Linked DNA regions of Homo sapiens: region 2 is linked to region 1. Evidence: chromatin contacts called from ENCODE Hi-C data. All regions are on one chromosome and are shown on one strand. Each heading gives the region's core, a stretch centred on a gene start or an enhancer-like site at or near the end of the contact. The rest is flanking DNA. Distances are from core to core; before and after follow the strand shown.

Region 1 (5,665 bases), core at 1,465-3,964:
CTCAAAATACATCCGTGACAAAGAGTAAAAGATTCCTGTTCATGGCTCTTACATTCCAGGAGGGATAGCAATTTCTTTTGTAAAGTTAATCACACAACAGAAATGTGAAATAATATTGATGCTGTAAGGAAAGGAAAAATAAATGAAATAAATTGAAAAAGAAATGTGAAGGAATAATTAAAAGAGGCTATATTTTATTGAATAAAAATAAAAGAGGCTATGTTTTATTGAATATGCTCCATGTTTTATACTATATCATAAAACATACAAGATCTGGCTTTTAAGAAATCAATATCTTCATCAATATCTTCATTCAGACTCATCTAGATTAGATTACTCTGAATCTAATCACATAGAGACTTGTCTGACAAATCCAGATTTTTTGGACGTTCTGCAGGACTATTTGTCAGGATATTTCACAGGATTCCAAGAAATAATATTGGTGTCCATGCTATAATGATTCCTCAGCTCCTCCCATCTGATAAAATATTGATTTCTTATACATATAAAACATATAAAAATATTTAAAATATTTTTTGTTATATGAGTGAATCAATAATAAAACCACTATCTCAATAATCATCAACTGATTGCAAACTGATTGTTCATCTCAGAAAAACCTTGGCAGAGTTAAAATAAAAGTTTCAAAATACAGAACTTAGTACCAAAATTAAGGCAGTGTTAGGTTTCTAATTTTGCTATTCACATGTTAAATGAATTTTCAAAATTCAGTAGCTAATACTAGCTAGGGTTTTAAACAAGACATAGTTAAAATGAAACTTTAAAAAAAGAATCATAAACTTCAGTATCATCATGATGGCAGTTTTAGGATTTTAATGTTGACACCCTAGTCTCAAATTTGTACTTAATGTGGTTATATAGCTAGGCAGTGCTGGAGTGAAAGTTTCAAAACAAATTAAAATCAAAAGTTAAGAAAAAAATATGAAGGCAATTTTAAGGTGTTTAATTTGGCACTGTAGTTTCAAAATAGTACCTGAAACTTAACAGCAAAGTATCAGATTCATTTATAAAACAATGTGACTGATCTTTATGTATGGTTTGTGAAACATTTATGCAGTGTCACTTCAGAAAACTCTGCCATTATAGATTTGAATTGATTAAGGATATCCACTCCTTTCCTTGGCATGATACAAATAAATTACTAAAGTATAATTGTAACAATGATAAATATAAGTGACAATACCACCATATTACTATGAAACACAGATTGATTATGGTATAATACAATTTAGCATCTCCATATTTTTGAAAATGAACTTGTTTCTCTAACTGGCTTAATTTGGGACAATTTGGACATCAAAAAGAATGATGATGCAATTTAAACCATACAAAAATTAAAAAAAAAAATCCAAGGGACGGTGGTGAAAGTCTTCTTTCTAGAAGAATAGCAGCTAATATACACAGAACGAATCTTAGAATTAGAAAATCACTATATTTTGATCCCCTTCCCCAAAGGGTGACAAAACCATTGGTAGACAGTGGTTGAGAAACAGAATAGTCTCAGGATATCACTCCGTAGATTTATTCATTAATTAAAAAGAGAAAATGTGCTTTGAGAGAGAGAAAGCTATTACCGTCTTTATCAAATAGGAGAGCCTGATCATGTGTGGTCTGAAGTTTATCTAATGGGATTCCTGATGGAATGTTTAGTCTGAATCTAATCACATAGAGACTTGTCTGACAAATCCAGATTTTTTGGATGTTTTGCAGGACTATTTGCCACGACATTTCAAAGGATTCCAAGAGAGAATATTGGTGTCCATGCTGTGATGATTCCTCAGCTCCTCTCATCTGATCTCCGTCCTGGCCCCCATGACTTTCTTTGTGGTAGTTAGGGTGTGGTATGTGCCACTGAGGCCCACACCTATTGCTGTAAGTGCTGTTTGGGAAACCATCATCTTTCAGGTCTGTGTGATAAAAGAAGAGCCTTGGGGAAATGTTCTCTTCCAAATTTAATCTTTACATTATTAGAAAATATTTTGATGACCTGTTTTCAAATATTTTCTTATAACTTTCCATTTTCATGTGTTTATTCTGACAGTTTATTTTATCTTGTATTTATAATCACTAAGATGTTAGTATTGTAATATTAATATTACATGATTTAAATTAGGAAAAATGTGTTTTCTATTACAAAATGGATAGTGGATAATTTAAGTATAGAAAGTAATATTTTCTATATGGGACTATTTCACTCTCTGTAATATCCTGAATTCTAATTCCCACTGTAGTGAGCTATAACTTTACTAATCAGTTTTCTTACAATCGATTTTAAGTCTATTTTGTTAGATCTAAAGACATAAAGCCAAAAGTTCTTCTTGAAGAGAAGCACATTTCAGTTACGTTTATAACTTGAAATATCTGGTTTTACTCAAAACTCACATGTCATACTGAAAAACAGAAGGGAGATGTTGTCTTTTCTTGAGGAGAGACTTCTCTGCAGTTAAACAGCTCACCACATGTTTAGAGTACATAGACAATACACTTCCTCTTTTGTAATGTAGATTTCAGCTTTTTGCTTGTAGAATTATCATTGGCGTGGAGGTTATACAGGGGAAGTAGTGAAAAATGTAGCCAATACCAGGAACCTTAGGAAGTGTCTGAACTTCATCTTTTCTGTGTTCCTTTGCCCTTAGGGGGTCAGTGTAAGAGTTTGGGCTAGGAAGAGATTGCTTCTTTTACTCTATTTAGTTTGTACTTCCTATCTGGGTATTTGACAATAAATGACTCATTCTCTTTGTTTGCCCTGGTGTTGAAAAATTTTCCCATATGCCAGAGAAAAAATGTTACAGTGACACAATGTAAAATTGTAAGAGGTGGAAAAAGATGAGGTATGGACATAGTGAATGGAAGTTCAGCCCTTTAAAACTACTGGCAGAGTAGATTTTACTCAGGCTTCAATTAAGTAGACCTGAATGTAAATTCAGGTCTAGCTCTGCAACTTACTAGGTAAGTGACTTTAGTCCTCTTTAAGATTTAGTTTCCTCATTACAGGATATAATAATACTATTTTTCTTATGAGGTAAGTATTAATTGAAATAGTATATGTACATTCTAGCATACAGTGATCCCCTAATAAATGGAACTTATCATTAATACATTGCTAGGAAAAGAAAAACACATCAGGGAACAAAAGATATAACTGTCTTATTGATAACAGGGGATGGATTCTTGTGGACAAAAAAATTTAGAATTGAATTTTCAAGGGGTCATTTCTTTCACCAGGTGTAGTTAGGTTTGCTCTTATGGTAACAATGAATATGTTTGTTTAGCTTCTTAAACCGGCATCATGGAACGTTAATTAATAAACAGAATTCAATGTATTTGTGGGGCATTTTATTTTTTATGCAATCATTTGTATATATCACCTTCACAATGCATGCCACATTCTCAGACCACCTATTATGTTATTTTCTTAACATTTTTCTTCAAATTCACTCACCCTTTTAAAAACTTTACTGAAGTCTCACTTAAGCACATAATTTGTAAAATCATGGGTTTGTTGTGCAAGTTTTGTTTTTCTAATACACTCTAAAACAAATACCTTAAAAGAGTTACACCTACAGTCCATATACCACCCATAATCATCTCAAGTACCTCCAGTGCTTGTTACTGCACTTTGGAAAACACTAACATACATTATTCTCATTAGTTTTTATAATAGTTATATGAGGTGAATAGAGAAGGCATAACTATACCCATTTTAAAGATGAGAAAAGCAGGTTCATGGATAAAATCTCATAGTAAATTGCTAGAATTGGTCCTGATACTCATGCTTTCTTTAGATCAACCCAGTGCTCTTACTGTAATTGATACCAAATTCTTTAAGGAAACTTAGAGCTAAAAGTAAAATTTTTTGTATTTAGACCTGATTATTTTGTGGTAATTTGAATATAGGTCAATATGAAAAAAAATAAAAGATGAAACAAAGAAACTGAGAGCAGATCACCAAGTTGCGGTAGGTTAGCCTAAGATAGCTTTTGGTTTTCTCAGCCTTCTACTATTCACAGCTTTGTGTAATCCCCTCCACTTGAGTATCTTGCTCATACCAATAGAATATGGTAGTAGAGTAGAGGTCACCTCTCTGATAAGTTTACAGAAGATTGCGACCTCCGTCTTGCCAGAGTACTTCCTCTCTTGCTGGTTTTGATGAAGCAGGCTGCCACAGAAGAGAGGCTCACATGGCAGGGACCTGAGGGCAGCCTCTGGCCAACAGCAAGCAGTAAACAGATGCCCTCAGTTCAATATCCCTCAAAGAAATGAATCTTACCAACAGCCAGTTGTGTTAGCTGGGAAGCAAATCTTTCCCTAAGGGAGATTTCAGATGAGGCCCCCAGCCTTGGTAGACACCTTGATTGCAGTCTTGTGAGAGATTGTGAAGCAGAGCTATTCTCAGAATTCATGGGTGTTTTAAGCTATGAGGTTTTTTTTGGGGGGAGAATGGTCATTTGTGATTCAGCTATACATAAGTCTACAAAAGTCATTCCAGAAGTGATTCAGTGGAGGTAGAATCATGTGGTTGTGAGCCCCAGGCACTTGGAGTTCTGATAGAATTGTGACTTCTAACACTGGACACCTTTTCTTTTTCTCTTATTCTCCCATTTTTCTCCTTTCCCCTTTTCCTCCCTTCCTTCCCTTCATTCCTTCTACTTTTTCCGTACTTTAAATTAATAGAGCAGTTGGAAACACAAAAGCAATGTCTGTATCTACAAAATGTCATTATTTATACTTTGTATCCACAGTGTGCTGCCTAGGGCTTCATGCCTGAGGTGCATCTGTAGAAGGTGCTCAACAAAGGCTTGGCTGTTGGTATTATTGAATCACTGTGGAGTTTATTCATTGTTGTCCATGCCATTTTGAGTTTTCATTTTTTTATTTATGGGAGTGTCTTTATTCTTTTAAAGAGCTTTGTTTGTACACTCATTTTCTCTCTCTCTCTTTTCTTCCACAGGCAATTTATAGCACTGATCTGTCATCAATACCACTTGCTGTCTTGGATGTGAAGATGATTTTTCCTGCAGGGATTCCCTCTACAAAATTAAAAACACTGGGCATGTGGAAATAATATTCATGCTTTAAATTGTCTTTTCTCTTCACTACACCAGGGGTCCCCAACCCCTAGGCCACAGACTGTGGCCCTAGTGTAGTGAATAGAAAAGACAATTTAAAGCGTGAATATTATTTCCTCATGCCCAGTGTTTTTAATTTTGTACTGGTCTGTGGCTTGTTAGAAACCAGGCTGCACAGCAGAAGGTGGGCAGCAGGTGAGCAAGCATTACTGCTTGAGTTCCGCCTCCTGTCAGATCAGCAGTGGCATTAGATTCTCATAGGAGCACAAACCCTATTGTGAACTGCACACGCAAGGGATCTAGGTTGTGCGCCCTTTATGAGAATCTAACTAATGGCTGATGATCTGACGTGGAACAGTTTCAACCCAGAGCACCCCCCACCCACCTGCAGAAGAATTGACTTTTACGAAACCAGTCCCTGGTGCCAAAAAGGTTGGGGACCACCGCTGCACTACACTACCTAAAAGATTTTCACTTTCACAGTGTTGCTTGCTTCTGTTTTACATGCACAAGTAGCTAAAGCTAGCCTTCTGGTAAATGGAGGGGCAGAGCAGATGGTGGGGGAGGAGTACATA
Region 2 (5,665 bases), core at 1,730-4,229, 200 kb before region 1:
TCCTGTAAAGCCACCCCGTGGATTATAGAATTCCAGGGCAGCTGGGGCAGGAGCATTGAATCAGGAGGTTTCATCTTGACTCTGTTTGGCCCTGTGCAAATCACTTTACCCACTACACGTTGGTTCTTTCTTCCCAATGGAGGGCTGAATTGCACCATCTCTCTCTCTCATTCTTTTGTTGTTTTTTTTTTTTGTTTGTTTGTTTTTTTGAGACAGTCCCACTCTGTTGCCCAGGCTAGACTGCAGTAATGCAATCTCGGCTCACTGCAAGTGTGAGCCACTGTGCCTGGCCAGGCTCCTTTTCCCTACACTGCCCGTGTATTCTCTCCAGGGACTTACCTAGAACCACACACATTGGCCTATTGCCGTAAGTTTGTCAGCACGTTGTCTCAGAAAAAAAAAAAAATCCTCATCCTAAAGTGTTCTTCAAAGGCTAGCGAGATTGTTTAATAATACGGCTATTCTTATTTTATAGATGGCCAAGCTAAAGCACATCATTTTCTTTTCCTTCAGTGCCAGCATGAGCAGGGCGGGGGGACCAACCTCAGATTTAAGAAAGACATGTGGCTGATTTTTAGGGTTGTTTTTAGAAACATTAGATTTCTTCTCTAATAATGAAATATACTTTTGAAGGACTCTGACAATGCTGGAAGCTCTTTTAAGAAAAATGTCATTCTTATCTGAAAATCTTTTTTTTTCTTCTCTCTCTCATGCTACATTACAGCTGATGAAGTTAAAAAGCCTGGGCATAAGAAAAGGGGAGCCCTGGGTGTGACTGCCCTGGAAAAAGAGGTAGAGAGTGCAGTGGGTTCAAGTATGTTTGGGTATGTGCAGTCAGTCTTTGTGTCTTTCTCATTCAAGTAAATTCCATAGCAATTAAAGTGAAAATAATCATCTTTCATTTGTGAGTAGAGCATCCATAGAAAGCAACATATATCTTGGTCTAGAACTTAAATTCCAAAAGAATGTGTTATATTTTTCATTTTCCCGTTTTTGTTGCACAGGGACGAGTTTCCTGATGCTTCCTTGCCATAGGCCCTGGGCTCTGTGTGTAGTGTTCTTCCCAAACCAAAAATTAAAAATAGGAAAATCAGAATCTATACCAAGAACTTTGTCTAGGAGGCTTGTCTGCAGTAGGTTTCTTCAGTGCCTATGCCTCCTGCTGGATTGTGTTTGATTAATCCATTTCTTTTAACTTGTACAAGGTCCCCATTGTTAGAGCCACAAGTCATTTGGCCACTGAGGGTAAAAGATGGTTAGGAGTGGGATTTGTTCCACTTCTTTGCAGCGATTAAACAGTCAGTTTGAACTGGGGAAAGTATTTGACCTTTAGTCTGTCCTAAAAGAATGTCATCAGGCTGTTTATACATTAAAAGGCTCTCATAAGATATGTACTCCCAGATTCATAATTTTGGAACTTCTCTCCTATGGTACACACCCTTGTATGTATGCACACCTGGCTCTCACTGAGTCACTTATGGGAAACTGAAGCAAGTTTTTCTATTAATAGGGGAAAAAAGACCTCATAAAAGAGTCAAAGTAAATGAGACTTAGAGAAATGTAGAAGCATGACTATGCATCACTGGGCCTTTGCTTAGTTTTTATTCATCAGCCATGGAGAAGAAAGGCATGACTCTTTCCTGCCTCCCACACCCACCGGACTTGTAAAGCTCGACTTCGATGATGCATTATAAAGTGGTGCACAGGATTGGTTTTTAATGAGATTTTTGCCATTGGAGCAAAGCAAGACTGTTTCCCTGCCAGCTGCTTTATTCAAGTCATGAGGCATTTTGTTGTCTCCTCCTGTACTTGTGGTACATGGGCCCTCCATTTTCTAGCCCAGTTCTTGTTAGATACCTTTGCACATTCATTTGTATGTATGGCAGAACTGATGATATGGCCTTTCTTTCACCCCCAACTACTAACTGTCCATGCCATTAAAGATACATGGACAGGGGATTCCAGCAATTTCTACAGTTGCTCTTCTTTCTCTTTACCATTAATCCTGATGATTGTAGGAAATCAGTACACCATATTTATTATGCAAATCTAAGAAAAACAACTAGATCTATAAACTATTTGAAAAGATGCCCACATTGTATTTTTTTGTTGTTTTTTTAGATAGGATCTTTCTCTGTTGCCCGGGGTAGAGTGCAGTGGCCTGATCGCAGCTCACTGTAGCCTCTACCTCCTGGGCTTAAGCAATCCTCAGCCCGTCTAGTAGCTAGGATTACAGGAATCTGCCACTGTGCTTGGTAATTTTTTTTTTTTAAGGAGATGGGGTCTCACTATGTTGCCCAGGCTGGTTTCAAACTCCTGGCCTCAAGCAGTCTTCCTGCTTTGGCCTCCCCAAAGTGCTGGGATTATAGGCATGAGCCACTGCACCCAGCTACATATTTTTTAGAAAAGGATCAGATGAGTAGGACTTGCTCAACTGCTATCACTGTCAGAAATATCTCAAGGTGAAACTTGCAAACATATCAGTAAGGAGAAGGATGAGATTTCTTTTTTAATAGTCTTCTTTATCAGGAATGTTTTGCAGATATTGATTTTTTTTTTTTTTACAATGAGAAAAATATGACCAAAAACTGAATATTAAAGGAAGCAGAGTGTGATTCCCGGTGCTAAACAGTTTCTATAAAATGTGGCTAATAACATATTGGCCTGTTGTGCCTAAGGCCTGTGTTTGGGTTATGCCTTCTCAAAGAATGCAGTGGAAGAATCTCAGCTTAGAAGTGAGGACATCCAGAATTCTTTCCTGGCTGTGCCGTGAAATTCCTTTGTCACTTAGTGTCCTCATCTGCTAAATGAGGGTGTTGAATTGATTCCTAAAAGTTCTGGTATCCTCCCCTCTTCAGATTATTTCTTCAACTTATTTTCTTGGTAGAACTGGGAGAGGTTCGACTTTGCTTTTGTCACGCATTCTTACTCATCAGGAAAGTCCCGCTATAAACACAGTGCTGAGGGATCAGTTATGTCAGTCTGTTTCCTTCTCCCAGAGACCAGCCCTGCCTTGGGCTTCCCCTAGAACTTTATGTCATAGCATAAAGGCCCGTGTCTGGGCCCTGAGGTTGGGAGTATGCTCTGATGTCAAGTATTTGATCATTCTCTTTCTGCCTCTTGATGACTAGAAAGCGTTTTATGGTAAAGAGTTACGCAAGAAGCCTTTGTTTAGCTCTTTCTCTCATTGCTAAAAATAGTAAGCTGTTTTTAACCCTTACTGTTCTTACTTCTTCTTACTCATTTCCCTCACTCTTTAGCTGAGAATGTCACCTCCACCTTTATAGAGAAGACAGAAACTTAAGCATAAACTCTTCACCTTCCTTCACCTTCCCTTTCCCCAGTTACTTGCGTCCCTGTTCTTTGTCATCCTCTTGTCTGTAGCTGTCCTTGAAGTGGTGTCCACTATTCCCCTGGATGAGGTTCATTCTTACGTTCTGTTCCATAACCTAGTTGTGTTATTAACTTCCCATCATACATCCTTTTATTAAAAATCCTACACTACCAGTTTTTGAGTTCCTATTAGGTGTCACAATCAGTTAATCCCACTTACGGCATACAGCAGTCATTATTCCAGTTTATACTTGAAGAAACTTAGGCCCTTACTATGTTTCTGGCACTGCTTATTATCACAGCTCTAGAAGACATCTTCTATCTACCTTATCCTTCCCTTTTACAAAAGGTGAGAAAACTGAGGCCCAAAGAGGTTGTTGTCACCACCTATGTAGAGTGAGGATTTTTATTTTTGTGCTATTGTTTAGCATGATCTCATGAAATATAATAGAAAATAAGGGGAAACTATGGTACCTGTTTATTGAGCAGCCTTCCTTGACTGGGATATAAACATCCATTGGTTTTCCTCCTTTTTCATGCCACCACAAGCACTCAGGGGCACTCTTGATACCAGAACAGTGGGAGGATCTTAGTGATATTGGTCCAAATTCATAAGTTTTCACTTCTCTTTTTTTTGAGACAAGATCTCACTCTCGCCCAAGCTGGAGTACAGTGGCGCCACAGCTCACTGCAGCCTTTACCTCCCAGGCTCAGGTGATCTTGCCACCTCAGCCCCCCAAGTAGCTGGGACTACAAGGGTGTGACACCATACCCAGCTAATTTTTTGTATGTTTTTGTAGAGACAGGGTTTCACTATGTTGCCTGGGCTGATCTTGAACATCTAAACTCAAGGGTTCCACCCACCTTGGCCTCCTAAAGTGCTGGGATTACATGTGTGAGCCTCACTTCCTTCTGGTTATAGAGACAGAATTGTTCCACTTCTTAGTCTGATGTTTCTGTCAGAATTTTTTCTCATGACTGCCTATTCACGCTGCTGTTTGATTCTTGGGATATATTTTAAATGATGGGTAGATTCACTTCCCCTAAACCGTCCTCCTTATGAGCAGCCGTTATTCTGCTCTGCCAGTAAATTAATTGACTCACGATTCTGCATGTTGGGGCTTGTTGTGGATACAGACCGTATTCTGAAATGTCCTCAGAGGTCGATGATTGTGTTTGCTTCTGCCAGGGGATGGGTGTTTGCCCTCAGCTTGTTTGCAACACCACATTTCCTCAAAGGAAACGTATTAACTAACAGCTATCTTCAAGCCAATGTAAGAGTCTTGATTCAAGAAACAACCTACCAGTCAGTCTATTTCTAGGCTTTTCTCCCTCTCTTTGAAAGTGCCAGTGTTCTTCCTTTCACTCTCTTGAACTCATTTTTCCTGCCAGCACACATCATTTTGTCTCCTTTACTTTTCCATAGGCTGTTTTTTTTTATTTGTCTACTAGCTTTTCTTATCACATATCCCTGCTTGACAACCTTAAGCAATTTGTTGGATACCCTTGATTTGAGGCCCATCAATATGTCATACTTTGGGATTGGCAGAAGAAATGTTTAGAAGCATATTTTCCATAAATGATAGTGACAAGTGCCAAGCACTTGCTTCATGTTGTCTCATTCAGTTTTCACGGGGACTTTATAAGGTAAGTGGGATTACTCCCGTTTAAGGAAACTGATATAACTGAGGTGCAGAGAGACGAGAGTGACTTTCCCAGAGGCACACAGCTAGTGAGTGGTAAAGCCAGTAGATAAGCCAGTCCCTGAAATCCGTGTTTTCCAGTAGGATCCCAAGCTATGGGGAGATAAAAATTAGTCCCCTTGCCTAGCTAGAGGGCTTTAAAGGTTAAAGCAAGAGGAAGAAGCAGACCTTATCTTTTAGTTCTGTAAGTTTGGAGTGTATCGTGGGTCTCACTGAAACTAGAAAAATTGTCAGCACGGCTGCATTCCTTTCTGGAGGCTTAGGGTAGAATCCCTTTCCCTGCCTTTGCCACTCACCTTGGCATATGGCCCTCATCCATCTTCAGAGCCAGCAATGGCAATGGAGTCCTCACCTCTCATCATGCTGACATTGACTCTTCTGCCTCCGTCTTCCACATGTGAGGACTCATGTGAAGACATGCCGCACACCTAGTTAATCCAGAATAACCTTTCTATTTTAAAGTCAGCTTGTTAGCAACCTTAATTCCATTTGCTCTCTTAGTTCCCCTTTGCCATCTAAAGTAATATATTCATAGGTTCTAAGGGTTAGCATGTGGACATCTTCGGAGGGGCCATTATTTGAAATCTAAAATGGAGATGTTATTGCATCGCAGTCTATTGGGAGGTAGC

Evidence for each region. Hi-C counts contacts between places; a loop is a spot of excess contacts on that map. Pooled maps may share reads with other maps.
Region 2: a map with no recorded cell type shows a loop between it and region 1 (2.7-fold over the local background). The contact joins two enhancer-like sites. A Hi-C loop is called at or near these places in 7 of 37 single-sample maps with no recorded cell type and 3 of 50 pooled maps.

Annotation. Positions count from the first base shown.
Region 1 is chr9:22,027,702-22,033,366 of GRCh38, forward strand. CDKN2B-AS1 (CDKN2B and CDKN2A antisense cis and trans regulatory RNA 1) reads left to right here. Exons shown (of 19, transcript NR_003529.4): 2 at 1,732-1,893; 3 at 4,973-5,285. Among named protein-coding and RNA genes, the nearest start is that of CDKN2B, 21 kb to the left of the region's middle. RefSeq lists an enhancer at 2,370-2,449. Within about 2 kb of position 2,715, at least 5 of the 41 ENCODE cell types and tissues checked have a DNase peak (open chromatin) inside an H3K27ac peak, as active enhancers do.
Region 2 is chr9:21,829,237-21,834,901 of GRCh38, forward strand. All of the region lies in intron 4 of MTAP (methylthioadenosine phosphorylase), which reads left to right. Among named protein-coding and RNA genes, the nearest start is that of MTAP, 29 kb to the left of the region's middle. RefSeq lists enhancers at 2,696-3,005, 2,873-4,072, 4,322-4,461. Within about 2 kb of position 2,980, at least 8 of the 41 ENCODE cell types and tissues checked have a DNase peak (open chromatin) inside an H3K27ac peak, as active enhancers do.